Regions from separate parts of the Homo sapiens genome. Here region 1 is linked to region 2. Evidence: read pairs that join two places in POLR2A ChIA-PET (ENCODE). Cell type or tissue: endothelial cell of umbilical vein. All regions are shown on one strand. Each heading gives the region's core, and the rest is flanking DNA. Links, peaks and the distances in the headings are about the cores only.

What was found. Peaks named below come from ENCODE experiments on the same cell type or tissue, not always from the same donor. Only the 100,000 strongest peaks of a DNase experiment are listed, where the experiment ranks them.
Region 1: POLR2A ChIA-PET joins it to region 2 with 13 read pairs; 9 of 35 experiments call an interaction of 5 or more read pairs at or near these places.

What each region holds. Positions count from the first base shown.
Region 1 is chr17:40,405,433-40,419,063 of GRCh38, forward strand. TOP2A (DNA topoisomerase II alpha) reads right to left here and starts at 12,464. Exons shown (of 35, transcript NM_001067.4): 1 at 12,339-12,464; 2 at 11,308-11,463; 3 at 10,990-11,080; 4 at 10,573-10,636; 5 at 8,048-8,193; 6 at 7,763-7,860; 7 at 7,327-7,539; 8 at 6,213-6,386; 9 at 5,922-6,023; 10 at 5,677-5,814; 11 at 3,060-3,198; 12 at 2,535-2,692; 13 at 2,117-2,242; 14 at 1,400-1,510; 2 more. The coding sequence starts at 12,359. RefSeq lists enhancers at 12,123-12,648, 12,370-12,459. In endothelial cell of umbilical vein, for the core only: no CTCF peak of the experiment used is centred there; no DNase peak of the experiment used is centred there.
Region 2 is chr17:40,323,565-40,340,960 of GRCh38, forward strand. It overlaps RARA (retinoic acid receptor alpha), which reads left to right. Exons shown (of 9, transcript NM_000964.4): 2 at 7,293-7,832. The coding sequence starts at 7,655. RARA-AS1 (RARA antisense RNA 1) reads right to left here. Exons shown (of 3, transcript NR_110861.1): 3 at 17,303-17,396. Among named protein-coding and RNA genes, the nearest start is that of RARA-AS1, 11 kb to the right of the region's middle. RefSeq lists enhancers at 1,568-1,637, 2,674-2,733. In endothelial cell of umbilical vein, for the core only: no CTCF peak of the experiment used is centred there; a DNase peak (open chromatin) is centred at 8,677; H3K27ac peaks cover 1,528 bases.

The DNA.
Region 1 (13,631 bases), core at 378-8,377, 79 kb after region 2:
GAGCCACTGCGCCCGACCTTTTTTGTTTTTTTTTTTTTTTGAGACAGAGTCTCGCTCTGTCGCCCAGGCTGGAGTGCAGTGGCACCATCTCAGCTCACTGCAAGCTCCGCCTCCTGGGTTCACGCCATTCTCCTGCCTCAGCCTCCGGAGTAGCTGGGATTACAGGCGCGTGTCACCAAGCCCGGCTAATTTTTTATTTTTTATTTTTTTTTATTTTTAGTAGAGACGGGGTTTCACCGTGTTAGCCAGGATGGTCTCCATCTCATGACGTTGTGATCTGCCCGACTTAGCCTTCCAAAGTACTGGCATTACAGGCGTGAGCCACCACGCCTGGCCTTTTTCCTTTTTTTTTGAGATGGAGTCTCACTCTGTTGCCCAGGCTGGAGAGCAGTGGCCTGATCTCGGCTCACTGCAACCTCTGCCTCTCGGGTTCAAGCGATTCTCCTGCCTCAGCTTCCCAAGTAGCTGGGACTATAGCTGCGTGCCACCACGGCCGGCTAATTTTTTGTATTTTTAGCAGAGATGGGGTTTCACCTTGTTAGCCAGGATGGTCTTGATCTCCTGACCTTGTGATCTGCTCGCCTCTGCCTCCCAAAGTGCTGGGATTACAGGCGTGAGCCACTACGCTCGGCCAATTTTCGTATTTTTAGTAGAGAGGGGGTTTCACCATGTTGGACAGGTTGGTCTCCAACTCTTGATCTCAGGTGATCCACCTGCCTTGGCCTCCCAAAGTCCTAGAATTATAGGCATGAGCCACCAAGCCCAGCCAAAAATCAAAATTTTCTAAAATATCTGATTCCTTCTCTGGGATATGCTTACTGGAAACATTCTATTCTATAAAACATTCTTTTTTTTTTGATACGGAGTCTTATACAAAAATGTAAATGTTTCAACTGGCTAAAGTAGTGATTTCTAAAATTAGAATGTATATAAAATACAACTCAAACCTACCAGGCTGATAGCAGCATCATCTTCAGGACCAGAATATTTGAACTGGATACGATGTCTTTTCATATCTGCAAAGTATTCTTTAGCTTCCTTTGATGTGCTGGTGCCCAAACCTATAAAACCAAAAATACCAAGTTCCTTCATATAGTCTTGTACAGGGTGTATAATAAAATGAGAAGTTCTATATGGGTTTCATTACAAACCTTTGTAATATTTGACTTTCCATTTTTTATGATTTGGAGTAGAACTCTTCCACTCTTCAAATTCAGGAAGGCTGTAAAATGCCATTTCTTGCTTGTTTTTAGATACCTGTGATAAAAAACAATGACTGTGGCTTTGTACACTGTGGGGTCCCCTGTATACCACTACATGTGACGGGGCTTATATGTATATCCAGGTTTGAGGAGTAGGGTCTTAAAATATCCATGATGGTACTTAGAAATTAGCGTACCTTTACAATGGGAGTGATAAATTCCTCCAGAAAACGATGTCGCAGAAGAGAGGGCCAGTTGTGATGGATAAAATTAATCAGCAAGCCTTTGATGTGGGAACCATCTTGGTCCTAGAAAGATTTGAAAGCCAAAGTTCAAAAGAACTGTTAGGCTGGGCGTGGTAGCTAACATCTGTAATCCCAGAACTTTGGGAGGCCGAGGCAGGCGGATCGCCTGAGGTCAGGCGTTCGAGACCAGCCTGGCCAACATGGTGAAACCCTGTCTCCACTAAAAATACAAAAATTAGTTGGGTGTGGTGGCATCCGCCTGCAATCCCAGCTACTCGGGAGGCTGAGGCAGGAGAATCGCTTGAACCCATGAGGCGGAGGTTGCAGTGAGCCAAGATTGCACCATTGCACTCCAGCCTGGGCGACAAGGGCGAAACTCCATCTCAAACAAACAAAGAATTGTTTAGAAATAAAAAAATATTATGACTGACCTACTGGCAATTTGTCAAATTTTCTATGGGAATCAAAAAAGGTCTGTTCAAATCCAGACTCACTTAACCTGTATTTGCAACATACATATGATATAAGCATATCTGATTAGATGTTGATTAGAGATGATGAATAAAGCTCCTATTTAACTAATTTATTTTCATGGCAAAAAACAATGAAATTAAATTAAGACATGCTTAATTTAGTTGAACAATCTAAAAATTTAATAACAAATCTGACCTGATCTGTCATAATCATTATCTTCCCATAACGAAGCGTCTTCAATGAATCTTCATCTTCATAGTTTTTCTTGTACTGAAGACCCACAATCTTGATGATATTGTTAATCTCAGCATTTTCCATGATCTGAAATGGACATATACCAAAAAAAGCATCGTTTATAAATTTGAAAAGAACAAAGAAATTTAACAGTATATGTTGCTTGGATTTTCTTGAGCTCCAGTATTTTGAGCTATTAGCTTATAATTTACTACATCAGAAAGGTCTGTTAAAATAGGCTACAATGTACCTAATTTCTCAAAATAAGCACAAATTGTCTAAAATATATTTTAAAATGCCTAATGAGGGAATTAAATATAAGCATAAAGTCTTGTATTATAAATTAGATTTAGATTCTGAAGATCGTCTTATATTCTACCTGCTTATGAGAAGCTTCTCGAACATTGAGTATTTTTCCTCTAAGAGGGAAAACCCCATATTTGTCTCTCCCAACCACACCAAGGCCTGAAACAGCCAAAGTTTTGGCTGAATCTCCCTCAGTCAGGATAAGCGTACACTCAGTGGAGTTTCGGCCCCCTAAAATAAAAATATACATATTAATATTAGCACATTTAGTTCAACCTCAAATATACTAACTTGAACATGCTGTTTATAGCCTTGTGATAAAACACAATTTACTATATAATGAGCAAAATTATTTGTTAGGTAATAGATCATAATATAAACATTCTTGTTTTATACTCCAAAATAATCACCTCAATATTATTTATAACATGGAAATGACCTAAATCTTCCATAATAGGAAACGGGCCGATTTTTAACAAGTTATTCTGTTGAATATAGTTATTCTGTCAAGGGAAAAATAAATATCCGTGGTATGCCATTAATGAATAAAATAACAACTATAAGACTTAAAAGTTTGGAAACATTATTAAATATATACCTGCATCATTGGCATCATCGAGTTTGGGAATTCCCTTGATTCTATTATGTTTTACAGCTGAACACTTCTTGTTTAACTGGACTTGGGCCTTAAACTTCACCCAGTTTAGTATGCTTTCTACAATACCACAGCCAATGGCCTGAAAACGAGAAGATTCATATTAGGGATCATATTAGGGAAGAAGGGATCTATCAGAAATCTAGAATACAAATGAGCCTTAATACAAATAAAAATGATTCAAAAATTAAAAAGATGTAGAACAATAATTTCTGGATAGAGGGTGGCACATCTTCCCATGTCAGGTTATCACCACTGAGGGAGCTGCTCCTTTTGGTTCATTCGTTCAATAAATATTTACTATATAATTATATTGTGCTAGCACTGAGCTACTTGTTGGAGATATAGTGGTTAAAACAAATTAGACCAGGCACGGTGGCTCACGCCTATAATCCCAGCACTTTAGGAGGCCAAGGTGGGCAGAACACCTGAGGTCAGGAGTTTGAGACCGGCCTGGCCAACATGGCGAAACCCCGGCTCTACTAAAAATACAAAAATTAGCTGGCGTGGTGGTGGGCACCTGTAATTCCAGCTACTCGGGAGGCTGAGGCAGGAGAATCGCTTGAACCCAGGAGGTAGAGGTTGCAGCGAGCCAAGATCGCACCATTGCACTCCAGCCTGGGTGACAAAAGTGAAACTCCGTCTCAAAAAAAAAAAAAAAAAAAAAAAAAAGGGTAGCCAGGCATGGTGGTGGTGAAATGGCTGTAATCCTAGCTGCTTGGGAGGCTGAGGCAGGAGAATTGCTTTAACCTGGGAGGCGCGGGTTGCAGTGAACTGAGATCAAGCCACGGCACTCCAGCCTGGGAAACAGTGAGAAGCTGTCTCCAAAAAAAAAAATTAAAAATAAATAAATAAAATTAGACACAAATAAAACAAATTGAGACACTTGTCCTCATCAAGTTTAAGACACAACATAGAAGACAGACATAGCTGGGTGCAGTGGCTTACGCCTGTAATCACAGCACTTTAGGAGGCCGAGGATGGTGGATCAAGTGAGGCCAGGAGTTCAAGACCAGCCTGGCCAACATGGTAAAACCCCATCTCTATTAAAAATACAAAAATTAGCTGGATGTGATGGTGCATGTCTGTAATCCCCGCTACTCAGGAGGCTGGAGAATCCCAGCTACTCAGGAGGCAAGGAGAATCGCTTGAACCTGGGAGGCAGAGATTGCAATGAGCCAGGATTACGTCACTGCACTGTAGCCTGGGCAACACAGCAAGACTCTGTCTCAAAAAAAAAAAAAAAAAAGACTGGGCACAGTGGCTCATGGCTGTAATCCCAACACTTTGGAAGGCCGAGATGGGTGGATCATTTGAGGTCAGGAGTTTGAGACCAGCCTGACCAACATGGTGAAACCCTGTCTCTACTGAAAATACAACAACAAAAAAATTAGCCAGGCATGGTGATGCATGCCTGTAATCTCAGCTACTCGGGAGGCTGAGGCAAGAGAATCACTGAAACCTAGGAGGCGGAGGTTGCAGTGAGCCGAGATCGTGCCACTGCATTCCAGCCTGGGCGACAGAGCGAGACTCTGCCTAAAAAAAAAGACAGAAATAAAATAAGTTACAGTGTTATAAGTGTTATGGATAAGCAAAAAGTTTGCTAATAAGGTATGTTCAATATTATATTGGAACCAACTTAGGTGGGGGGAAGGGTAGAAAGTAAAGGCTTTCCTGAGGAAAGGACAAGACCTAAAGTAGCCAGGTGAAAAGGATGTATTTCATGCAGAGGGATTAGCATGTGAATAAACTCTGAGGAGGGGAAGAGCACTGTGCTTTTCAGTAATTTAAAAGCAACAGGACAATATACGAAAAACTGGCACTGAGATGAGTTGGAGAAGTAGGTGTAATTAGATTACAGCAGATCTTTCTTGTTGGCCAAATTATGGAATTTGGACTTTCCCTGAGTGGAAGTCATTGAAAGATTTCAAATGAGAGTGAAGATAAAAATGGGTGTTTTAACACAAAAGTCACTCAAAAGCATTCCAAGGAAAGGACTTAACCAGTATGAAGGTTAAGAACCTATTGTAGTAAACCAAAAAAGAGATAATGGTGAGAAGCTACTGCAGCATCCAAGAGATGATTCTTATTGACCGGATTAGAGAGGAGGGGAAATAAAGGAAGGCTCCCAGCTTTCTTGTTTATACAACCTAGAGGTTGGTTGGGGCTTTTTACTAAGATAGGAAGTTGTTTTTTTGTTGGAGAGTGGGGGGCTGCTTGTATGGGCAAATCAGTGAGTATGGAGGTAACAAATTCAATTTTGGATGTGTTGACTGAAAGCAAGTCTTAGGCATTTAAGTGAGGGTGTTTGTTAAACAGCTAGATTAATTCAAAAGTGATCTAAGCTTAATGGTAAAATGTAATTGGGAAATACTGAAATATAGACGGTCATTAAGTCTTTGGTAAATCAGTTAAAGTAAAGCCCTTTTTTACTTCCTTTTCAGATTGGGAAGACTTGGAGAAGCTCACTATGAGAAGAATCATTGTTTCTGCAGAGCTAAGAAGTGCAATGGAAAATAAAGTCAGGTGTTTCTATTTTTATTTTCCTCTAAGTACTCACAGCTTTGATAAATTTTTCACTCAATTGGCATGTTGATCCAAAGCTCTTGGGTTGTAAAGTCATGTTTTCTTTTGTCTGAGAGTCAAAGGTTGGGTTTTCAATTAAGGCATTTACAAAAATCCACATGTGATTTTTCACCTGCAATAGAAGTTGATATTAAGCCACTAAAAATGTACTCATGCTTTATTTATAGCCTTTCTCTTCTTCCTTGACTTTAGAAAAAGAAAACTGCCAAAAGCACATACCTGATGTGCTTTTACTGCAACACCACCCTTGTTCTTCTTCTTCACAACATCAACAAGTTTAGTCACAATCTGATCAGCTACATAATCAACATGTCTGCCACCCTAATAAGGAAAAATACCAAACTGTAAAACTCAGTATCCTCAAAATTATAATAATCAAACATTAAAAACTAATTTAACCTCCTTTATACTAAGCTAGCCCAATATTCAAGTCCACTTTATATATTAAAAACAATAAGAACACATATATGTAAAGATAAATCATGATTAATAATTTAAGAATAAAATTACCTTGGATGTAGCAATGCTGTTGACAAAGCTAATTTGCTGAAAGCCTTTTTCACTCATAGTTAAACACACTTCCCACCTGTGGTTTACTTGTTCATGTATTACTTTCAAGGAGTTACCAGTTTCATCCAACTTGTCCTTCAAATACATGTCCACATAACTACGAAATCCTTTTACCTGTACAGGAATTAAAGGTAACAGTATTAAGAAAGTTATTAAAAAATAGGTTCAATGATAGACTATGAGGACTTTCCAAAACCAATGCAATGATGTTCACTGATAGGCATAAGGGAATGGTCATTAAAGGACACAGGCCGAGGTGGGTGGATCACTTGAGCCCAGGAGTTCAAGACCACCCTGGGCAACATAGTGAGATCCCCACCTCTATTAAAAAGAAAAAAAAAAATTAGCTGGGCATGGTGGTGCTGCCTGCATTTCCAGCTACTCCAGAAGCTGAGGTGGGATGATCGCTTGAGCCTGGGAGGTCCAGGCTGTAGTGAGCCGTGATTGCATCACTGTACTCCAGCCTGGGTGACACAGCGAGGTTATCAAGAAAAGAAAGAAAAAGGAAAATAAAAAAAGGACATGAAATATTTATTTTAGGTGTTTCTTTGAGAAAGAAATTCCTTCGGTAAGTTTAAAATGAGCTGATTAAAAAATGTGGCATACCATTCTCTTTTCAAGAACATATGTGAGAAGTGGTAAGAAAATACATATGGTTGGGCCAGGTGCAGTGGCTCATGCCTGTAATCCCAGCACTTTGGGAGGCCAAGACGGGTGGATCATGAGGTCTGGTGTTCGAGACCAGCCTGGCCAACATAGTGAAACCTGTCTCTACTAAAAATACAAAAAATTAGCCAGGTGTGGTGGCAGGCACCTGTAATCCCAGCTACTTGGGAGGCTGAGGCAGGAGAATTGCGTGAACCTGGGAGGTGGAGGTTGCGGTGAGCCGAGATCGTGCCACTGCACTCCAGCCCGGGCAACAGTGTGAGACTCTGTCTCAAACAAACAAACAAACAAACAAACAAAAACATATGGGAGGGGAAAAAATTCAATTTTGCACTTGACAATGATTACAAAATCCCTTATTATCCTTAACATCCAGGAAAATACTCACTGGCAGTTTATTTCCATTAAGAAAGACTTTGACATCTTTGGTGGATCCAGCAATATCATATGCTCTTCTGACCATTAGTGCAACAATATCTTTGTCCAGGCTTTGCATTTTAAACTTAGACAAATCAGGCTGAAAGGTGATACATGTATAATCTTCTCCATTGAAGGGCTTGAGTTCCATCTCACCAGCTCTTCCCATATTATCCATCCATGTCTATGGAAGTAAAGAATAGGAAACATGAAAAATTCAAGTCATCTCACAAACTGGAAGTAAATAACATAAATTTATGAGTCCTAATAACCTAATATATATGCTTATAATTTTCCATACTTCAATAGCTTATAAATTATGTTAAATTAAACCAATCATTAATGCCATTATAAATGGCTATACTACTACCATTTATCATTAAGGTACAAGACACTTATTTACTTGCCTGTTTGAACATTTTCTTGTATTCTCTACTGGCTGTTTCCACAGTAAATTTGGTACTGAATATGTTACACAATTTGGCTCCATAGCCATTTCGACCACCTGGGCAAATAAATATGAAACACTATTTTATTGTTACTATCTCATTGACAGCTTTATTTCTTAATCACTGGCAGAGCTATTCAATTATAGAGATTTATTTCCATATCTTTAACCCTCATGCCACAGACAGTCATTTAAATATATATATTTTTAGCAACAAATATGTTATTTCCCCTCAATACTCTACCTGTCACTTTCTTTTCATCATCATCATAGTTACTAGAAGTTAGGAGCTGTCCAAATATGAGAGCTGGGACATACATCTTTTCAACTTTGTGTTCAACAACAGGAATACCTTTTCCATTATTCCATATACTAATTAAATTGTTTTCCCTAAGAAAAAAAGATTGAAAATTGTATTTTACAACACATTAAACGAATGCTTAACATTTAAAAATATTTAAATACTATTATTTCTAAAATATGTATATTCAGGCTGGGCGCGGTGGCCTGTGCCTGTAATCCCAGCACTTTGGGAGGCTGAGGAGGGCAGATCACTTGAGGCCAGGAGTTCTGGCCAACATGTTGAAACCGTCTCTACTAAAAATAAAAAAAATTAGCCAGGCATGGTAGCGCATGCCTGTGATTCCAGCTACTTGGGAGGCTGAAGCAGGAGAACTGCTCAAAGTGTTGGGGTTATAGATGTGAGCCACCATACCCAGCCCTCAATTTTTTTGGCACTTTTCATATATACCTTCTGAAATTCAGCAGGAACATTTCCCACCATGCTTAGTTCCTGACATTCCTGAAATAGGAGTCAAGAGGAAAAAAAAACCTTTTCCAACACCTGAATAGACACTGATAATGTTGAAAAAATACAAAATTTTAAAATGTTAGGATAAACAGAGGGAAATGATTTATGCCCAATGGAAAGAAAAGGACAATCTGGAAACATTATTATACACCACTCCCACTCCTTTTTTGAGACAGCATCTCGCTCTGTCACCCAGGCTGCAGTGTAATGGCAGGATCACAGCTTACTGCAGTCTTGACCTCCTGGGCTCAAGCAATCCTCCCACTTCAGCCTCCTGAATAGCTGGGACTACAGGTGTCCATCACCACACCTGGCTAATTTTTAAATTTTTTGTAGAGATGAGGGTCTCACTATATGGCCCAGGCTGGTCTCAAACTACTCCTGGGCTCAACTGATCCTCCCACCTTGGCCTCCCAAAGTGCTGGGATTACAGGAGTGAGTCATCATGCCTATTATACCCCTTTCAAGAGGATCATCTATACATCTCGTTCCCACTCAACAAAGTACATAAAAACAGGCTGGGCGCAGTGGCTCACGCCTGTAATCCCAGCAATCCCAGCACTTTGGGAGGCTAAGGCAGGCAGATCACTTGAGGTCAGGAGTTCGAGACCAGCCTGACCAACATGCAGAAACCCCATCTCTACTAAAAAAAATACAAAATTAGCCAGGTGTGGTGGTGTGCGCCTGTAATCCCAGCTACTCTGGAGGCTGAGGCAGGAGAATTGCTTGAACCCAGGAGGTGGATGTTGCGGTGAGCCGAGATCATGCCACTGCACTCCAGACTGGGCAATAAGAGCAAAACTCCATCAAAAAAAAAAAAAAAAAAAAGGAAAACCAATATCAATCATAAACTGCCTTGCTCTCAAATAAAATGCTGAAAACTTATTTCAGTTATTTTAAGTTAATTCTTGGATGGTACTATATTTTAGTTAATAACTCGATATACATTATGGTTCTTGTTCTACATAGTACTTATTATCTATAAAAAAAACTAATTAAAATTAGCTCAACTTTTTTTTTTTTTTTGAGACAGAGTCTTGCTGTGTCACCCAGGCTGGAGTGCAGTGGTGCAATCTCGGCTCACTGCAAGCTCCACCTCCCGGGTTCATGCCATTCTCCTGCCTCAGCCTCTCGAGTAGCTGGGACTACAGGCGCCCACCACTACACCCGGCTAATTTTTTGTATTTTTAGTGGAGACAGGGTTTCACCGTGTTAGCCAGGATGGTCTTGATCTCCTGACCTTGTGATCCGCCCGCATCGGCCTCCCAAAGTGCTGGGATCACAGGCATGAGCCACCGTGCCTGGCCCTAGCTCAACATTTTTTAAAGACTATGATATTGAGTCCTTAGGAAAATCCAGGTATACTTTGTCATAATCAATCAGACTAACAAAAAAGTGAAATAAGCACCCTGATCACCCACTAAGGGACACCCCGCATTTATAAGCAGAAATGTCAGATCAAATTATTCTCTACCACCACCTACTGGTTTACTGTTTGAATAGCATCATGAGAAAAAGTTAAAACTCCAGATGCCAGAATACTTAAAGCAATTACTGAAGGTGCTTGCTCAAATATTTAGGGATTAGGTGTCATAAGTCCTGTAATTTATTTTGAAATGATCCAGAGCAAATAGGCCGCGTGCCATGGCACACACCCATAATGCCAACACTGGAGGATTGCTTCAGGCCAGGAGTTCTAAGACCAGCCCAGGCAAAATAGCAAGACCCCTTCCTCTAAAAAAATTAACTAATTAAAAAAAAGATGGAGAAAATATGGAAAAACGTTGGCAACTGTTGGATCTAGGTGGTGGGTATCCATAGGTTTTTCATTTTAGCATTCTGCTTTTGTGTACTTTTCTCAACTTCTGTTTAGGAAAAGCCAACTTCACCAGTAATCAAAATACATGCAGCTAACAATAGCAACGAGCTACATAACAAAAACTAAGCAAAAGACGTACGGATCAATTGTGACTCTAATACAAGACATTTTTGGGTCCCTTTGTTTGTTGTCCGCAGCATTAACTGAAAGAAAATAAAATATACATTTGTAAGAAATTAGTGTTTTAAGAAACATTCTGTAACTCTAAGTAAGATATAGAAAAAAAAGTTCCCAAACAGCACAGGAGTGGCATTAACAAGGTGTTAATTTAGCAATTTTTGTCCATAGTACTGTTTCTACGAGAAGCTCAACCTCCTGGGCTCCAGGAAACCAGCTCACCTTTATCAACTGATTGAAATGACAGGAGCCCTGGCTACAGCAGGTTTGGTAGAAATGATACTTTTTGTTTTTACTTTTATCTTTTTTAAATTTTTATTTGGAATGATACTTCTTATGAAAGATTTGACCAGATCTTTATATTAAAGGATTTACTCACCTAGAATCTCATCAAAGATTTTGTACAAACCAGGAACAAAAGTGACTTCCCTATAGTTAATGCCAACATCTTCATCGTAAACCCACATTTGCTAGAAATAAGGCAAAGAAATACTGTTATTTTTATTCTATATTCATTGTTCTGTTATCATGATTACCATAAAGTGTTCATATTAAGTATTACCATATTTAGGCCAGTTCCAGTGACACTCAGTACATGAGAGATACAGAAAGGTCACACTCAGTACATGAAAGGTACAGAAAGAAGAGTATCCATTTCAACTACTAGGTTAACTGCCTTTGATGAGCTTGATTTTACCTGGGTCACTAATTCCACAGAACCAATGTAGGTGTCTGGGCGGAGCAAAATATGTTCCAATTGTGTTTTCTTTTGATAGATTCTTTCAACAGACAGTCTTTTCTTAGCATCTTCATTTTTCTTTATTTTGTTGACTTGCATATTTTCATTTACAGGCTAGCAATTAAAAAAAAAGAGAGAAAGAAGGGAATTTTTAATCATAAGTTTACCCTAAACTAGGAACAAAATGCCTACCATAGTGAGATGTCAACATGCATTGCAATCTGTTAGTAGGCAGTGGTGGAGTTGCCAGTTTTGTACAAATAGGACAATTTAAATTCGCTGCGGCCAGGTCCCCAGGTGTCAGGTTAAACAGACACATATTATCTCACCAAGTGGGTCTGTCTGGAAACCTCTTTTCTTGAGCAACATGGTAGATGTCATCAATAAAATACACCCACTTCTTTCAGTTCCTGCATACATTATTTACCGAGTGCCTATTATTATAAATTATTTACGGTGTCCCGAGCACACGACACCGTAAATAATTCTAGTTCGGCAGCAGCAGTTTGGGCGGCTATCCGTTCAATCCCTTGGCCACCTGAGCGTTGTGAACTCAGGAAGGGGGCGCTTTTGTAAGCTGGCCAGCTGCTCCAGAGAAACACTGTGCTAGGCTCTGCCCTTTCCAAGATCGGGGACATTCAAGACCGTTTTCAAGCAGCGGGCAGGAGGGGAAAGCATCTGTACGCGCGACTCAATAACGTCGCACCCGGGCCGCTGTAACATGGATCCACTACGGGACCAACGGACTCCTGCCCCTAGAAACAGGGCAACAACGCACGACACCCTGGAAGCCGGGTCATACTTCACTACTAGCACCAGAAGGGGCTTCCGCCTCTCCACGATCACCCCGGAACCGGGAATGGAGAATATGGGCTCCCAAGCCGGTCGCCGGCCTGACCGCAGCCCCAGAGCTTCACCCGTCACGGGCGGCCAGAGAGATGCCCGGGCCGCGCGGAGGCTCCACCGCCAGTCCCCCCCGCGAGCCGTACCTGCAATGGTGACACTTCCATGGTGACGGTCGTGAAGGGGCTCAAGAACCCTGAAAGCGACTAAACAGGCAGGACCCCACGAGACCACCCCCGACCAAGCCGCTTCTCCACAGACGCGCGTCGGTTAGGAGAGCTCCACTTGAACCTTCCTTTAGCCCGCCCGAAGCAGACCAGCCAATCCCTGACTCGCTCTCACCGTCTCCGTCCAGAAGAACCAATCGTAGCTTGCCTTTTATATCCACCTATGAACGGCTGAGTTGGCCGGGGTTTGTTTGAATAAACCAATCAGGTTAGGGAGGCGGGACTAGAGAGGCTTCAAAAGGCACCACTCGGCGTCATAGCGGAGAGATTGACAGGGAATCTGGCCAATGAGAAGGGCTCACTTGTTTTCTCGTGCGGAAAGCTTGGAAGAGATGGGCTTTGGAAGCGGGAAGGGGTGGCCTGAGGCAAAAGTGTGCAGGAGAAAAGCAAAGGATGTTTATTCTCCAGGAACTGCCAATCTATTTAAGATCCCTGAAATCTAAAAACTGTCCTCTGTTCTGACGTTGTTAGCGAGGGGAATGGGAGCCTTAGCTTCGTTTTCCTGAGGAAACTGAGTGCCGGCTTTCTGGACAGGCAGCCTGGCTGCTTGGTTGAAGCGAACAGATTCTGGCATCTGCCTCAACCCCGCCCCCTTTACCCTCGAATTCATTTTTCAAAGAAATAAAAGTAGGCTGTGTGCGGTGGCTGGAGTCTGTATTCGCAGCACATTGGGAGGCCGAGGCGGGAGGATCGCTGGAGCCTAGGAGTTGGAGACCAGCCTGGGCAACATAGCGAGACCCCGTCTCTACCCAAAAAGGAAAAAAAATAGCCAGGCGAGGCATCGCACACCTGTAACTCCAGCTCCGGAGGCTGAGGAGGGAGGATCGCTTGAGCCCCGGGGATCGGAGATCGAGGCGCCTTGAACCGTGATTGCTCCACTGCACTCCAGCCTGAGTGACAGAGCGAGGCCACCTCAAGAGATAAATACATAAATAAATAAATAATAAAAATAATTAAAATAAAAGTGCCACAGTTGTGGTTTGGGGGTTCCATATAGTGGAAGGATGTAGAAAGGCTTTGCAAAATGGAGGGCAGCATTCAGGTCCCCAGTAGAGCAGCGCTGGACTGCAACTGGTAAATCGAAAGGGATAACTTGTGGTGGTAGCCTCTTGAGCTGAGGGTGGGCTCAGCCGTCCGGGGCTGAAACCTTTTCCGCAGCCAGCTGGCCAGATACCCTCCGACTGGCTACTTTTGCTCACCTCCGTGAACCCT
Region 2 (17,396 bases), core at 3,718-11,717:
CCTTGTCTGGCAGGCGCTCTTCTCTAAGGGGAAGGCCATGGGGATCTGTGACCTATTATCCCTATCCACCTGTGGGCTTCCCTGTTCAGCTGGGGATGGTGAGGGGAAGAGATTCCCCCTAGTTCTAGCCCCAACTGAGTAGGCGGGTGTGGAGTAGGAAGTTGCTTGGGGGGGGGTCAATGGGTCGGAGGGGGGGTATGGGGCAGGGCACAGTCTGACTCAGGCCTGGTCTGGGGTCAGAGCCAAAAGGATATCCTGAGGCAGGACTTGGTGGGGGGGTGTATTCCTGGATTCCCTGCAGCGTGGGTCCCCAGGGTGGGATGCTGAGAGGGGGCTGGTACCATCTAGTCCTGCTGGCAGTTTGCCCTGGGACTCAGAATATGGCATACGCAGGGTTGGGCTGAGCTGAGGGGAGGGGTGAGGGCTGCTGCAGCCTATCTCCCCACCCTGGCCCTGCCTGTATCTCTGTAAGCTGTCCCCCCATTGTGAGAGAGCTGTGCTTCCTGCTTGGTAGCATGGAGGGGAGGTAGTGGTGAGGGGGCAGCTGCCAAGGTGTGAGGGTGGGGAAAGCCCCGTGCCAGGCTGGATGTGAGGTCGGTGGTTTCCAAGCTAGGGGGTCCCCTTTTGTCTGTGCCCCTTTGGTCCCTCACCCAACAGAGCTGCCTGCGTATGGTCCACACATTTCTGTGGTCTGGCTGTGGCCTCAGTAGGCTCATCTCTTCCTCTTCCCATTTTTTTTTTCCTTCCCTGTGGGTTGGTCCCTCTTCTTGAGGCCTGAATTACCCCCTGCCCTTTCACCTACTCGTTGCTTGGAGTAGGGAGGCTTCAGTTCTGGTTCTACGTGGACCTCTCAGACACCCTGGGCTTCAGAGGTCCTGACCATGTCCCCCGGGGGATCTGGGGTATGGCCCCTGGGGATGGAGGAGTTGGGAGCACAGCCCTGACCAGCAGAGACCCCCACTTCCTCCTCCTAGAACCTGGACTGCCCCGAGCTTGGATTGTCCAGTCACCCTTTCTGCCTGGTATCCAGTCACTGGTGAGATTATGGCGTGTGGGGGTCCTGCAGCTCTGTGTAGCTGGGGAAAAACCCTGGGCTGAGTGGAGTACAAGCTGTGGAGACATTGGACCTATTCTTTTGGGACAAGGCACTGTGTCTTGAGGCAATGGGCAGTGGTAGCACCCGGAAGTGAGACACTAGGCTTCCTCCTTCCCCTAACTCCCAAGAGGACATGCTTATGGCCTGCACTGACTAGGGCAGATTTTCAAACCAGTCCTAGCTCTAGCAAGGCTGGCCTGGGGTTCTGTGGGGTTGGTGGGGAAGAGGCACCCTCCAGCTATCCCAGCCACCCTCAGGTGATCCTTCTCCAGCCCTCCTAGGGAAGCCTCTTTTAAAATGAGGCTGGGCTGGCCGGGCGTGGTGGCTCACGCCTGTAATCCCAGCACTTTGGGAGGCCGAGGCGGGCAGATCACCGTGTCAGGAGTTTGAGACCAGCCTGGTGAACATGGTGAAACCCCATCTCTACTAAAAATACAAAAATTAGCTGGGCGTGGTGGCAGGTGCCTGTAACCCCAGCTACTAGGGAGGATGAGGCAGGAGAATCGCTTGAACCCGGGAGGCGGAGGTTGCAGTGAGCCGAGATTGCGCCATTGCACTCCAGCATGTGTGACAGGGTGAGACTCCATCTCAAAAATAAATAAATAAATAAATAAATAAATAAATAAATAAATAAATAAAAAGAGGCTGGGCTAACCTGGCTTCCTGCAGCCCAGACCCTGGTGAACAGACAGGAAACAGAGGACCCGAGTGGCCGGATTGTAGGCTTGCCAGGGAGGAGAGGGGTGAGAGCCTTGGCCAGAGGGGACCCTTGAAAAAGCGGGGAGTAGTCATCACTGCTCCCCAACCCCTGTCTGCAGATATGAGGGGCGCTGGGGAGGGGAGAGGTTGTGGCTTTGTATGTATGGGAGTGTGTTTTCCTGGAAAGTTTCTAAATGGTTCTAGTTTTGAATCTACTCTGTTCTGCCCTGCTTGGCCAGCTCCTGGCGGGACAGGGGTCCAAAGGCGGCAGGGCTTTGTTTCTGCCAGGGCTAGAGTCCCTCCTGCCCAAGTTGAGCTTGAGCTCTGGGTGTCATTTGCATATGATTCACTAACTGTCTAGAATGCTTAGGAAACCCCCAGTCTCCCCTTCTTTTAAGCTCCCCAATACTTTTCCCCTTCTCTCAGCCCCTCTGAGACTGCCTGACCTCTATTTCTTGGGAACCGTTGTTTTGGGGGAGACTGGAGAACAGAGAGAATGAATGAGGAAGAGAGGTTGGGGCCAGTCCCGGCTGAGTTTGGGGTCCCCTGCTCTTCTGTCCTGAGTATAAGGGAGGAAATGGTCTATTTCTCTTCCCCTTCTCCCCTCCCTAAATCCAAAGGTTTCCCTTTTTTGGTTTGTGAAATGAAAGAAGGGAATTTGGGAATGGGTTGTGGTCAGGCCTCCACCCACACCCCGAATATCCCTTTCCCCACATCCCTCTCCTCCATCCGAGGGAAGCAGACCCTGGGAAATGGGTAATTCTCCCTCCTGGCCCCGTCAACAGATGTTGCCCTGGGTGGGGTGAGGCAAGGGAAAGCAGGCCGACTGCTGAGGGGCACCAAGGTGGTGGCAAGAGGCATGGGGATGGAGGGCTCCAGTTGCCCGGGCCTCCCCTGTGCCAAGCTCTGGTCTGGGTGCTTTCCAGGACTTCCTGTCTGAAATCGCACAGCTCGTTGTTGAGGTAGGCAGTTCACAGGCGAGTAAACAGATGCTTAGAGAGGTTAAGTGACTTGCGTAAGGTCACCCAGAGTGGCAGAGCTGAGATTTGACCCTTCCGACTTCTGGTTCTTTCTCCCATCTTCGTGGCTCAGAAAGCTCTCACCTTTTTCTCTAGGTGTGTGACTCTGGGGTGTAACGCGTGGGCAGCTAGGGATGCTGATGCTGGAGAAGGGATCCTGGCACCTTCTGAGGGTGAGAGCGGCCCCAGTGGGCAGGAGTGTGGGGCTGGTTGCAGGTGCTCTAGCCCCCTACCCCTTTTTCTGCTGTGCTTAGGCTAGGCTCCATATATTGGAGGTGTGGGCCTGTGGTTTTCTCTCTCTCAGGGGAGGGTGCCCGTGGGCAGTGGAGGTGGCTGGCATAGGGTGGAGGTTGGATGTGGGTAGTTTGTTTTCCCTCTCTTTGGTACTGGTTTCGATTCTCTGCCGAGGCCTTCTCCACCCCTGGGGTGTAGGGGGCTGGGGCCCAGGTGTCTCTCTGAGGGTCATAGCTTCTGATGGACCTTCTGAGGCAGAGTCTGTGCCCTTTTGGGCCCACCCTGGTCATCCCTACCCTTGCCCATCCCTGTTCTCTGGTCTTTCTGGCCCTTGGCCTATTTCTGTGACCTTTAGCCCTCCTGCGGCTCAAGGCCCTCCCCAGGGAGCTGAGTAAATTTGCACTGAAATTTGCAGGCAGAGCTGGGTTAGGCTTTTTGGAGGCTCTGATAGGGGTCTGGGGAGGCCTTCCAGCCTTGCCCTGTAGTGTGTGTGGGTGGTGGGCTGGGGGTGAGGTGGGGGTAGTGGGGATTGAAGTTTGATTCAATTTCAAACTCCACTGGGGCAGAGTTGAGGTGGCTGTGGTTTTCTCTTCTCTGGGAGCAAGGGTGGGTTCCAGAGGGTCCAGGCTGGACTGACTAAACTGGCCTCCCGACCCCCAAAGGCTGGGTCAGGATGCCTGAGATCTGGAGTGATGGCTTTCTGGGCCTCAGCGTGGGTTACAGAGGCCTCACTTTGGGTTAGCTGCCCCTTGGGCCTCACCTTGAGAGAGGCAGGCCTCTGTGGATGTGAATTCACCTGAGTGTTTGTGGACCTGGTGCATGGGCTGGGCCCACAGGGAGGACCTCAGAGCATCTTCTGGCAGAAGCAGCAGGTACAAGGGCCACCCTGGCTGTGTGAGGTTCGGAGAATGTACAGTTTGGGAGACTGTGGGGCTGTGGTTGTGTCTTTGGGGAGCTGTGTACTGGGGCCCATGCATGCAGTTTCTGAGCTGTGTTCATTGTGTGGTGGAGCCCAGGTGTGGAGAGATGGTATCTCCAGGTTCCTTCTCCTCACATGCATGCCTGCACACACACAGGCTGGGGCTGCAGGCGTGCTCTTGCCCACCCAGATGTTTTCTGTAGACCTGCATGCATGAGTTTGTATGTGTATTTGTGTGTGAGGGTCCAACTGTAGGAACTGATGAGGTTCTGCCAGCCTCTTCTTCCCTTGCATGGCTCCCCCAGCTCCAGTTCCCGTTGTGTGGGGCCCCACAGGAGTTGGGAGGGGGCCAGGGCGGCAACTGGTCCAGTGGGTGGGGCCCCTGTTCCTCTGACATCAGCCCTCTCAGCCTAGGAGGGAATTGGCAGGGGCCTGGGGTAGGAAGGGAGCTCTTTATTCAGGAGTGAGGAGAGAGGCCCTATGATTGTCATAATGAGTAACAGTAAAAATCGTGGTTATTAGCAAGGTCCAGATTTTACTCCTGGGGCAGCCTCCCCTCCCTAGCCCAGTACCTGTCCCCTCCCACCCTCTCTCCCTCAGTTCCACACAGGCTGGCTGGCTCAGCTGGGCCAGAATTCCTGGCCTCTTCCACAGTGGCCTTGGCAGGAACTCCCCCTTCCCAGGCCTGGTCTTCAACCAAATGCTGGCCATGTGCTTGTCCCCTGGACTCCAGATTTGAGGCTAGAGTCTGGAGTTCAGAGCTTGGAACCTAGTGTAGCCTGAGCTTGGGGTGGAGTGGCAAGGTATAGGGGGTGTTGGAAATGGACAGTCCTTATTTTGAGTCTCTGTGGCCCTGTTTCTTTTCTTTCTTTCCTCTTCTTTTTAAAACAGCTTTATTGAGATATAATTCACATACCATAAAATTTACCCATTAAAGTGTACAATTCAGTGGTTTTAGTATATTCAGAGTTGTGCAACTACCACCACAATCAATTTTAGAACACTTTCATCACCCCAGAAAGAGCCCCCATACCCAGCAACAGTCACTTCCCATATTCCTCAAATCCACGCCCCAGCTCCTGGTAACCACAAGTCTGCTTTCTGTCTCTATAAATGTGCCTATCCTGGATATTTCATATAAATGGAATCCTACAATACATGGTCTTTGTAACCGGTATAATGTTTTCAAGGAATATCCATATCATAGTATCAGTACTTCATTCTTTTTTTGGCAGAATAATGTTCCATTGTAGGGACATACAACATTTTATTTATTCGTCAGTTGATGGACTTTTGGGTTGATTCCACTTTTTGACTATTAGGAATAACGCTGCTGTGAATGTTCATGTATAAGTCTTTCTGTGGACTTACGTTGTCATATCTCTTGGGTAGATACCTAGGAGTAGAATTGCTGGGTCATATGCCATCGCTGTGTTTAACCTTTTGAGGAACTGCCAAACTGTTTTCCAAAACAGCTATTCTATTTTACATTCCCACCAGCAATATATGAGGATTCCAATTTCTCCACATCCTCGCCAGTACTTGTTATTATCTGTCTTTCTTATTAGAGCTAGCCTAGTGGGTATGAAGTGGTATCTCATTGTGCTTTTTTTTTTTTTGAGATGGAGTCTCACTCTGTTGCCCAGGCTGAAGTGCAGTGACACAATCTCGGCTCACTGCCTCCCAGGTTCAAGCAATTCTCGTGCATCAGCCTCCTGAGTAGCTGGGATTACAGGCATGTGCCACCACGCCTGGATAACTTTTGTATTTGTGTGTGTGTTTTTTTTTTTTTGGAGACGGAGTCTTGCTCTGTTACCCATGCTGGAGTGCAATGGTGTGATCTCAGCTCACTGCAACCTCCACCTCCCTGGTTCAAGCGATTCTCCTGCCTCAGCCTCCCAAGTAGCTGGGATTACAGGCACCTGCCACCATGCGCAGCTAATTTTTTAGTAGATTTTTGTATTTTTTAGTAGAGATGGGGTTTCGGCATGTTGGTCAGGCTGGTCTCAAACTCCTGACCTCAGGTGATCCACCTGCCTCAGCCTCCCAAAGTGCTGGGATTATAGGTGTGAGCCACCGCACCCAACTGACTTTCGTATTTTTAGTAGAGACAGGATTTTGCCATGTTGGCCAGGCTGGTCTTGAACTCCTGACTTAGGTGATCTACCTGCCTTAGCCTCCCAAAGTGGTGGGATTACAGGCGTGAGCCACCGCCCCCAGCCTCATTGTGCTTTTGATTGGCCATGTTTCTTTTTGTCTGTCTCTTTTCTTTTGTCTTTCATATATGTATTTTTCATATATAAATACATGCATATGTATTTATATATAACCTGTACCCAAAATGGATTTGAAACATCCTCTTGTCCTCGTATGGATATGTTCTTCGTGTTCTCTCTCTTTGCTCTTGTTGCTGCCTATCTGTCTCACTGTGTTATGGAATCTCTGGGTTCATCTCTGTCTCTGTCTCTACCCCATGGTATTATCTGTGCATATCCTCTGGTGCCAGCTGTTCAAACAGGGTGTGGATCTGTATTCACACTGGTGAAGGGGGCATCTGGCCTTTCATCTTCTGCCCACCTCCCACCCCAGTTCATGTGTTTTGCTTCTGCAGACAGAAGTATGTGGGTGAACCTTGAGATCAATCTCTCCTTCATTGCCTGGGGGTAGGAGGCTTCCTGGGCGGTCCTTGCCCTCCTACACATCGCCTACCCCTGGACCATCCATGCTGTTAAGCATTGGAGGTGATACCTAGGAGTCCTTGGTTCCCATTTTCCTATTAGTGTGTACGTAAATGGGCCTCCTCCCAGGGCCTGTGGGACAAACCCGTCTGGGGTGCTGGGGCTTGGATCTGGGGGGGAAGTGGTGTAAGAGGGGCCCCCTGGCTTAGGAGTCATTTTTCTGAGAAGTGCCAATGCTTTAGGGAAGCGGCTTTTCCTCCCCCTCCCTCTTCCCCCCCAGCACACGTTCTCTGCATCTTGACCTCAGGTAACCCTCACTGGGGGAAGGAGGGCCAGCTGCCCGTTTCTGCTGCAGTGATCCCTTGAGGTGGCACTGTGGACCCTTTCCCCTCAGGACTGTGGGTGAGAGGCCCTCCAAGGTTCTGGGCTCTGTCCCTGTCTCCCCAGCCTGGCTGTGCTATCTGCCACCCCCAGCAGTGTCTGGGCCCTGCTTCCAGGTCATCTCTGCCAGCCAGGCATGGTGCCAGCTGTCTGCTCAGCTGGGTGCCACGGGAAAATCTCCGGCAGCCCAGGTTGGGGAGCTCCACGGGGAATGCCTGTGTGCCTGTTCTTCAGTGCCCACTCACCTGTCTTTCTTTTTTCTGCAGCATCACAGGACATGGCCCCCTCAGCCACCTAGCTGGGGCCCATCTAGGAGTGGCATCTTTTTTGGTGCCCTGAAGGCCAGCTCTGGACCTTCCCAGGAAAAGTGCCAGCTCACAGAACTGCTTGACCAAAGGACCGGCTCTTGAGACATCCCCCAACCCACCTGGCCCCCAGCTAGGGTGGGGGCTCCAGGAGACTGAGATTAGCCTGCCCTCTTTGGACAGCAGCTCCAGGACAGGGCGGGTGGGCTGACCACCCAAACCCCATCTGGGCCCAGGCCCCATGCCCCGAGGAGGGGTGGTCTGAAGCCCACCAGAGCCCCCTGCCAGACTGTCTGCCTCCCTTCTGACTGTGGCCGCTTGGCATGGCCAGCAACAGCAGCTCCTGCCCGACACCTGGGGGCGGGCACCTCAATGGGTACCCGGTGCCTCCCTACGCCTTCTTCTTCCCCCCTATGCTGGGTGGACTCTCCCCGCCAGGCGCTCTGACCACTCTCCAGCACCAGCTTCCAGTTAGTGGATATAGCACACCATCCCCAGCCAGTAAGTCTGGGTGTGGGGGCTGGGGTGGGAAGGGACTGTGGAGGGTGGCAGGCCTCAGAGCTTGGGCTCTGGGCACGTCTGTTCTGCTGTGAGTGGAAGGCACGGTGAGCGACAAGGTCTTCTCCAGTTGGGGTGACCATCATTTGAGGTCTTAAAAATGAAAGCCCTATGGCCTATAGGCTGATCATGGTGGTTGTGTTTGAAGTTGGGGGTGGCAGAGGGGGAGATGAAACCATGCTGTTCTGGCCTGCAGTGGCCCTCGCACCCCTCTTCTGTGCTCTGCTGTTGGGGCCTTATAAATAGCTCCAAGGACTGGACACACAGGTTGGAGGTGGGTAAACAAACCTCTTGACATTTGATGGAAATGGCAGCTCTACCTAGAGTGAGAGCAGCACACCACCTACGCCCCACCCCCACTCAGTGCCTCTGAGGGAAAGGGCTTGAAGGAGCAGACCGAGGAAGGCTGGCTGGAACCCCACCTCTCCCCCTGCCAGCTCCACCCCCGGCCATGCTAGGATGTGCTTCCCTTTGTGGGGAGGATGAGAGGGAGGGGCCCACGGTCTAGCTGGGTGGATAGGGTGAGTGTCCCAGGAGGGGACACTTGGCCTGGACTCTGGCCTCGGACGCATGCATGGTCTTGGCAGGGCCTGTGTTTTCCTTGCCTCCACCCTCTGCCATGGAGGTCACTTGTTGGCTGGGCAGGGGTCTCAGTACCCTTCGCCGGCTGGCCGAGCCAGGTAGTGGGAGGTGGCGGCAGCTCTGGCCAGCTGGCAGAGTCCAGGGCTGGGGCCTGCCAGGCCGCTTACAGTAACTCTGGCCCCCAGGGCCCAGCTGGGCGCCAGGCCAGGGCTGGGGGGAGGAGGGAGCCGGGGCCTGGCCTGGGACGGGAGAGGGTGGAAGCAGCAGAATGGGCCATGGGCTGCTGGCTGGCCGGCTGGTCAGCTGCTGACCTGGGAAACGTGTCCCCACCTCTCCTGGCCAGCAGGGACTGCACACCTTGCCCTGTGCACCCACCACCCCTCTCACGGCTGCTGGCAAGCTGCCTGGCACCACTGCCCTATGTGCCTGGCTGGGCTGGGTCAGTGCCCCCTTCTCAGTGTGGGGGCAGCGCTCTCTCCCCGGAGCCAGGGAGTCTCTTTGTCCCTGGGGCAGGCCCTGGCTGGGCGCCTCACTGCCCGCACTGGCTGGGTGCCCACCACCACCACTGCTTCCTGGATCGCCTCCTCTGGCTTAGCTGTGGCCCCCTCCCTCCCAGGCTCCACCAGCCACCAGGAGCAGGGACTCTATGTCTGTGTTTCTTTGTGTTCCCCGCCCTTTATGCCCTGGGGCCAGGGGGCAGGCAGGTGCTGCCTCAGTTTCTCCTGCCACCCCTTATCAAACCTTCATCTTCTGTTTCTGCTGTCTCTTCTCTCCACCTCATATAGGAGTATGGGATGGATGGAGTCTGGGGACTCTGATTCTGGTCTGGTCCTATAGTCTGTGTTAGTGATGGGGAGAGGCCAGCCTCTGGGGTTTGGGGCTACTAGGGAATGCATTGGTGTATCTTTGTAGAATATTCACTGCATTTAAAGGGACTGTGATTTACATTCTGGACTTGGATCACTGGAACTAGAAGACTGTCTGCTTCCTGACAGGGTAGGGTTTTATTTTTATTTATTTATTTATTTTTTTGAGACAGAGTCTTGCTCTGTCACCGAGGCTGGAGTGCAGTGGTGCGATCTCGGCTCACTGCAACTTCCGCCTTCCGGAATCAAGCAACTCTTCCGCTTCGGCCTCCCATGTAGCTGGGACTACAGGCGTACGCCACCATGCCCGGCTACTTTTGGTATTTTTAGTAGAGACGGGATTTCTCCATATTGGCCAGGGTGGTCTTGAACTCCTGACCTCATGATCCGCCCGCCTTGGCCTCCCAAAGTGCTAGGATTATAGGCATGAGCCAACGCGCCTGGCCATTTTTATGTTTTAAGACAGGGTCTTCCTCTGTTGCCCAGGCTGGAGTGCAGTGGCACCATCTTGGCTTAATGCAGTCTCGGCCTCCCAGCGATTCTCATGCCTCATCCCGAGTAGCTGTGATTACAGGTGCGTGTCACCACACCTAGCTAATTTTTTTTGTATTTTTAGTAGAGATGGGGTTTTGCCATGTTGGCCAGGCCAGTCTTGGACTCCTGGCCTCAAGTCATCTGCCCGCCTCAGCCTCCCAAAGTGTTGGGATTACAGGCATGAGCCACTGTGCCTGGCTTTCTTTCTTTTTTTTTTTTCTCATAGGGTCTCACTCTGTCTCCCAGGCTGGAGTGCAGTGGCATGATCATAGCTCAGTGCAGGCTTGAACTCTTGGGCTCAAGGCGTTCTACTGCCTCAGCCTCTCGAGTAGCTGGGACTACAGGTGCGTGCCACCACACCAGGCTGATTTTTTGATTTTTCATAGAGACAAGGTCTCACCATGTTGCCCAGGCTGGTCTCAAACTCCTGAGCTCAAGCAGTCCTCCTATCTTGGCCTCCCAAAGTGCTGGAGATATGGGCATGTACCACTGCACCCAGCTCAGGGTAGGATTTTTGACGGGGGAGGAGTTAGGGACCTGCGACCTGGTGCCTGTGGACAACTTGTCCTAACCCAGGTGATGGCAACAGAGTTCCCAGACACTCTGTCCATCTGGAGCCTGGGCTCATTGGAGGGTTGGAGGTGGGGGCTGGGGCCTGGCCCCATCCTTGCCCATCCTGGCCAGAGGGAGCAAATGCTTTGCCTTCCCCTCCCCTCAATGTTGCAAGCTTCTTCCTCTTTCTTAGAGGTGGGTGGGGAAGGCTTCCCATCCTGGTAACCTTCTCCCCAAATGTGGGTGGGGTGCCCACATTTCAGGCAAGTGTAGCCTTCTTCGGCTTTCTCCACCCAGGTTAGGCAATGCCCCCTTCCTGCCCCCTCCCTCTGTGAGCCTTTTGGTTTCCCTGCCCCTCCCCTCTCCCTAGTAAACAACAACAACTTCTCTCCCTGCCCAGACCCTTAGCTTCTGAGCTTCTCACTGACCTTCCTCTTCTCTGGGACAAGGTGTGGCCATGGGTCTGAGGGAGCCTGGCATCTCCCTCCTTCTGCAGAGCCAGGGCTGCCTGGTGGACAGAGCTCCTGAGCTCTGAGTAGGAAAGCATGGCAGATAAAATTATCACATGCCTGGCCTCAGAGATGGAGGCAGTTTAGCCTTCCCTGCTTGCCTGGCCTTAGGGCTGGTGCTGAGGGTGAGGCAGTTCCCAGGAGAGGTGGCAATCCATGGTCCTCCATTCCTGCAGGAGCAGTGGTATGCCCCAGTCTGCCCATACCCTTTTTGTAGGAATTCTTGCTGATGAGGCTTCCTACTCCCATTCCCCATCCAACAAAGGTGTTGGGTCCCTCCTCCCCCTCATCCCTTTCCCCAGGTGGGGAGGAGGCAGCACATTAGGTGGCCTGGGTGCGCCCTTCAGAGACCTAGTAGCCTATGGGACCAACAGAAACCCTCTCCAGGTCACTGTGGGGAGGGCTGTGTATTTGTTCTGCTACAGCCAGGGTGGGAGCCCTAGAGATGGTCCGGCGATTCTCCCCGCCCCCTAAACTGGCCCCTGGGGCTTGGTCTCTGAAGACTGGTGTTTACTGTGGAGGTCTCAGATTCTGTGTGCACTACGGGTCAGGGCTGTGTGTGTTTTGGGGGTGGGGTCACGGTTGGGTGTGTGTTGGGAAGGGGATTAATGACTTGTGTGTATTGGGTGAGAGGGTTAGAGAGCTGAGTGTGTTTTGGGGGAATTAAATCCAGAGCTAAGGAGGGAGAGTCAGCCTGTCTGTGTGTTGGTGTTGGGGCTGGGAGGGGGAGTGACTTAGGGCACAGAGTGTTTAAAGAGGAGTGGTCTTTCGTTTGGGTTCTTAACCTTTCTTGGCTGGAGGGGAGAACTGATCTGCCTTTTTTTGTTCACCCTGGGAATTCCATGGGCAAAGGGGTCTGACTGGGGGCTGTGGAGTAGGCATTTAGTGCTGAGTTTAAAACTTGGACACTGGGCTGGGCGTGGTGACTCATGCCTGTAATCCCAGCACTTTGGCAGGCCAAGGCGGGCGGATGACCTGAGGTCAGGAGTTTGAGACCAGCCTGGCCAACATGGTGAAACCCCATCTCTACTAAAAATACAAAAATTAGGCAGGCGAGGTGGCACGTGTCTGTAATCCCAGCTACTCGGGAGGCTGAGGCTAGAGAATCGCTTGAACCCAGGAGGCAGAGGTTGCAGTAAACCGAGATCATGCCACTGCACTCCAGCCTGGGGGATAGAGCGAGCCTCTGTCTCCGAAAAAAAAAGATAATAAAATAAAACTTAAGACACTGGCTGCGTGCAGTGGCGCCTGCCTGTAATCCCAGCACTTTTGGAGGCTGAGGTAGGGACTTCAGCCCAGGAATTTGAGACAAGCCTGGACAACATAGTGAGACCCTGCCTCTACCAAAGAGAAGAAATTAGCCAGGTGTGGTAGCGTGTGCCTATAGTCTCAGCTACTCGGGAGGCTGAGGTGGGAGGATTGCATGAGCCTGAGAGGTTGAGGCTGCAGTGAGCTATGATCACGCCACTGCACTCCAGCCTGGTGGGTGACAGAGCAAGACCCTGTCTCAAAAACAACAACAACTTGGACATTTATGTCACATACAACTTGCTGATAACCTCTCTGAGCATGTTTCTTTTTTGTTGTTGTTTGTTTTGAGACGGAGTCCTGCTCTGTCGCCCAGGCTGGAGTACAGTGGTGCAATCTCTCAGCTCACTGAAACCCTCTGCCTCCAGGTTCAAGCGATTCTCTTGCCACAGCCTCCTGAGTAGCTGGGATTACAGGCGCCCGCCACTATGCTGGACTAATTTTTTTGTATTTTTAGTAGAGATGGGGTTCCTCCTTATTAGGCTGGTCTTGAACTCCTGACCTCAGGTGATCCGCCCACCTCGGCATCCCAAAGTGCTGGGATTACAGGTGTGAGCCACTGCACCTGGCCAAAGACATTTATTCATTTATTTATTTATTTGTTTTAGACAGAGTCTAGCTCTGTTAGCCAGGCTGGAGTGCAGTGGCACGATCTTGGCTCACCGCAACCTCTGCCTCCCAGGTTCAAGCCATTCTCCTGTAGCCTCCCAAGTAGCTGGGACTACAGATGCATGCCACCATGCCCGGCTAATTTTTTGTATTTTTAGTGGAGATGGAGTTTCACCATGTTAGCCAGGATGGTCTCGATCTCCTGACCTCCCAATCCGCCTGCCTCGGCCTCCCAAAGTGCTGGGATTACAGGCATGAGCCACCGCGCCCGGCTTGTTGTTATTTTTTTGTTTTGTTTTTGAGACGGAGTCTCATTCTGTCACCCGGGCTGGAGTGCAGTGGCTCGATCTCGGTTCACTGCAACCTTTGCCTCCCGGGCTCAAGCGATTCTCCTGCCTCAGCCTCCCAAGTAGCTGGGACTACAGGCGTGTGCCGCTACGCCCAGCTAATTTTTGTATTTTTAGTAGAGGTGGGGTTTCACCATGTTGGTTGGCCAGGATGGTCTCCATCTCTTGACCTTGTGATCCGCCCGCCTCGGCCTCCTAAAGTGCTGGGATTACAGGCATCAGCCACTGTGCCTGGCCGTGACCCAGACCCTTTGTAGGTGGGAGCTGGAGAGAATGGGATGCTAACATCTATAGAGCACCTACTGTGTGTCAGGGGCTTTGTCTGTGTTTTACAAATTTTAATCCCTGCAATCCTGGAAGAGGGACATTATCCCCACTTACACAGAGGACACAGTGCTGGGGGAGGTTAAAGTACTGCAGAATCATGACTGTAGGATTGTAAAGCTGGGCTGTTTTCCACCATCTACATAGGCAGCTTTGAGAGTGGATTGTGGGGCACACTCTTGGGTGTGGGAAGTGTGGGGGGTGGGGCTTAGTGCTGACTGAAACCCCCTTCCCCACTGTAGAGGCCCTTTCTCTGCCTTAGAACCTACCTTTCCCCGGTAGGGGGTGTAGGGAAGGCCCAAGCCATACCCCCTCCTCTCTGTTTTGGATCCTGAAGGCTGGAGAGAAAGAAAGATAAGGGGCCTGGGCCAGATCTCCATCCTGTCCTGGAAGCTGTGGATACAATCTGTTCACACCATCCCCACCCCCAAATCTGCCCGCTGTAGCCCACGGGAGTTTGCAGAACTCAGCGGGCACCCTCCCCCCGATCTCCAGACACTGAAGGAACAGAATGTAAAAGCCACAGTTCTTATTCTTAATTTGTTTCAATTTGTGGATGGAGGCAAAGAAGTTGCAAGCCATCAACAGAGGAGCCGGGGATGGGAGCCCCAAAAGGGTGGCTGCATGTTTGCTTCGTGTGCCTAGAGACTGGGGAATGCCCGAGGGTCTGGGTGAGCCCCAGCAGAAGGCAGAAAGGAGGAGGTTGTGTCCTTCCCTTCTTCCTATCCTCTGCCACTTCCTCGCTGTTGCAGTCTGTGCATACTGCCTCCTTCCCTGCTTCCCACTCTTTCCCTGGACAATAGGAGGGACAGCCCAGGCGGAGGGACAGCCCAGGCAGAGGGACAGCCCAGGTGGAGGGAGTGCTGCCTAGCAATGCCTTTCTTGGAGTCCGAAATGTAGAGTCAGACAAAAGAACATGACATGGAGTTTTTAATGAAAATGGGGTCCCTCACCTTTTATCTCCCAGCAAGGATAATGCACAGGTTCCCTCTGGACAAGATCCCAGCATAGACGCGGGGAGGGAACTCAGGGAAGGAAGCCCGTCTTCCTTTTAGGTGGGTCAGGGCCGAGGTATTGTGTCTACCCCATGCCAAGGGATGTGTTGCTTATGGGGCTGTACCAGTGCAGGCCTGCCTGCCCTTTGAGGGAGTAGTGTCTGTGGGAAGAGGAAGTGGTTTCCATCTCTAAGTCATTTTGGGGCAGTGCCTTCTTCCTCCTCCTCCTCTGTGGAGTTGGGGCACAGCGAGGGATTGGGCCTCCCAGGGTTGACTGGAGGCCACTCAACCTTTGGCTGTCAGAAATAGAGGTGCTCCCCTCCCCATTTTGACTTCTGGGTTGCTGGAAACCTCAACCAGCCCACAGACCAAGGGCCTTCCATGGGCAGGAGTCTTAAAGGACAGTTCTTCCTGTGTGGCCTTGGGCAGGTCACCCAAGCTCTCTCCAAATCTGTTTCCTCCTCCTTAAAGCAAGACTTCTGGCTGGGCACGGTGGCTCACACCTATAATCCCAGCTACTCGGGAGGCTGAGGCAGGAGAATCACTTGAACCCGGAGGTGGAGGTTGTAGTGAGCCGAGATCGCGCCATTGCACTCCAGCCCGGGTAACAGAGCAAGACTTGGACTCAAAAAAAAAAAAAAAAAAAAAGCGTGGGCACGGTGGCTCATGCCTGTAATCCCAGCACTTTGGGAGGCCGAGGTGGGAGGATTGCTTGAGCTCAGGAGTTCAAGACCAGCCTTGGCAAGATAGCGAAATAGCGAAACCCCATCTCTACAGAATATACCAAAATTAGCTGGGCATGCTGGTGCACACCTGTAATCCCAGCTACTTGGGAGGCTGAGGCATGAGAATTGCTTGAATCCGGGAGGTGGAGGCTGCAGTGGGCTGAGATCACACCACTGCACTCTAGCCTGGGTGACAGAACGAGACTCTGTCTCAAATAAATAAATAAAAATAAAAAAATAGAGCAAAACTTCTAATCTCTCCTTGGCTGGGCGAGTTGCCGTTAGGCCACGGTCGCCTGCTTCCTGCTGAGGCCCTTGGTGAGTTTCACGTACCCAGCAAGGCTGTGATAGTGAGGGGCAGGGTAGAGCTGGGTACTGTCTTGGGGGATGGTGCCACTCTATACTGGGAGCCAGTGTCCACCTGGCACTGGGCCTCATGATTTCCTGTTTGTTGTCCCCTCCAGATGGGGTTGGGGACAGGAGGGGGCCCTGCCTGGCACAAGTGGGGGCCAGTTTGGCCTGCACCTGCTGAGGGCTTACTAAACGCAAAGCCCTGAGAAGGAGCTGAGGGAGGGATAAGGCTGAGCAGGATGGGGCCCCAGGCCTGCAGACAGCTGCCGCTGGAGGCCCCCCAGCCCCAGCTGCGGGCCAGAGCCTTCCTTGTTTCCCACTTCTCCCACTGCCCCAGGACACTGTGTTCTGCTCTGACCTGCCCCATGACCTTGCTGTTGCCCAGAACGGGCCTCTTGCCCTAGCTTCTCCTCTCCAGCTCCGGAAATCCTATCTATCCTTCAAGGAACATCTTGAATGCCGCCTCTTCCCAGAAATCTTCACAGATGTTCCCCCTTGCTTGCCACACTCTGCCTCCCTACTTAGAATGCCTGTGGGTCCTTATTTATTTTTTAACAACACTCATCTCGCTACCCAGAAGTTGCTTCTCCCCTGTTCCTGCCATGAGCTGTAACCATTTGGGACATCTTTTCCTGACCACAAGGTCTTTGATGGCAGGGACAGAGTCTCAGGTCCCTTAGCGCCTTGCAGCTGTGAGCGCAGAGCCTTGCTCCATCATTTGAAAGATCCCGAAGGCATGGAAGCACTCTGTCCTCTTCGCCATTAGTCTCATCCACTGTCAAGATTTGCATACCTGCCCCCAGACCCCAGCATTCCATCTGTAGCCCTGACTGCACTTCAGGGCCCCACATCCACCTGTCCAGCAGCCCAGTGGACTTCTCTGCTTTGCAGTCTCAGGAACTTCACTGATGCGTAAGTCACACACAAGTCTCTTTGCTACCTCTTTTCCCATACCCCTTACCCCCACCCCCCCACGTTATTTGTACCTTTAAAATGTTTATTGAATCCACCTTCCTCTGTCCATCAGCACTTCCAGTTTCCTAGGCCAAGCCACCCTTGTCTGATGCCTGGACTGCTGCAGTAGCTTTTACCTGGTCTCTCTTGCCCTCCTATAATCCATTCTTCACACAACTACTGGAAAGATCTTTTTACACTGTAAATCTGATCTTTCCTTTGCTTGGAACCTTTCTATGGCTTTTCCTTGCATTTAGGATAAAATCCAAAAGCCTTACTGAGGCCTATAAGCCCCCCTGGTCTGGCCTGAGCCCACCTCTCTAGCCTGGTCTTGTGTACCTTTTCCTTTTGAATTTTGTGCCCCATGATTCTAGCCTTCTGCCAGTTCCTTCAATGAACTCATCAACTGCTGTAACCCCAGGGCCTTTGCACAGACTCGCCCTTTAACTGGAACTACACTCCTTTCTACTCTTTGCCTGATTAACTTACAAACTTTCTCTTATGGTAGGTCTGTTTTATTTGAGTTCTTCCCTAATTTAGTTAAACCTAAATTAGGTACCTATGTTAATTCTTCAGAGCATAATAGCATTTATCTCAGTTTGCAATTGTGTGTGCATACAGTGATTATTTGCTTAATGGCTGTTGCTCCCTAAGGTCTACAAGGGCAGGTTCCCCAGGGTGTCCACATAGAAGGTGCTCAGAAAAATACCTTGAATTGGCCTAGCTTGGTAAGAACATGGGCTTTGGCAGCAGGAAGTTCAAATACCTGCTCTACTCTTTATTATTAGTAATGTGATCTTGGACAACCCACATAGCCTTGCTGAGACCTGTTTTATTTGTAAAACATCTCT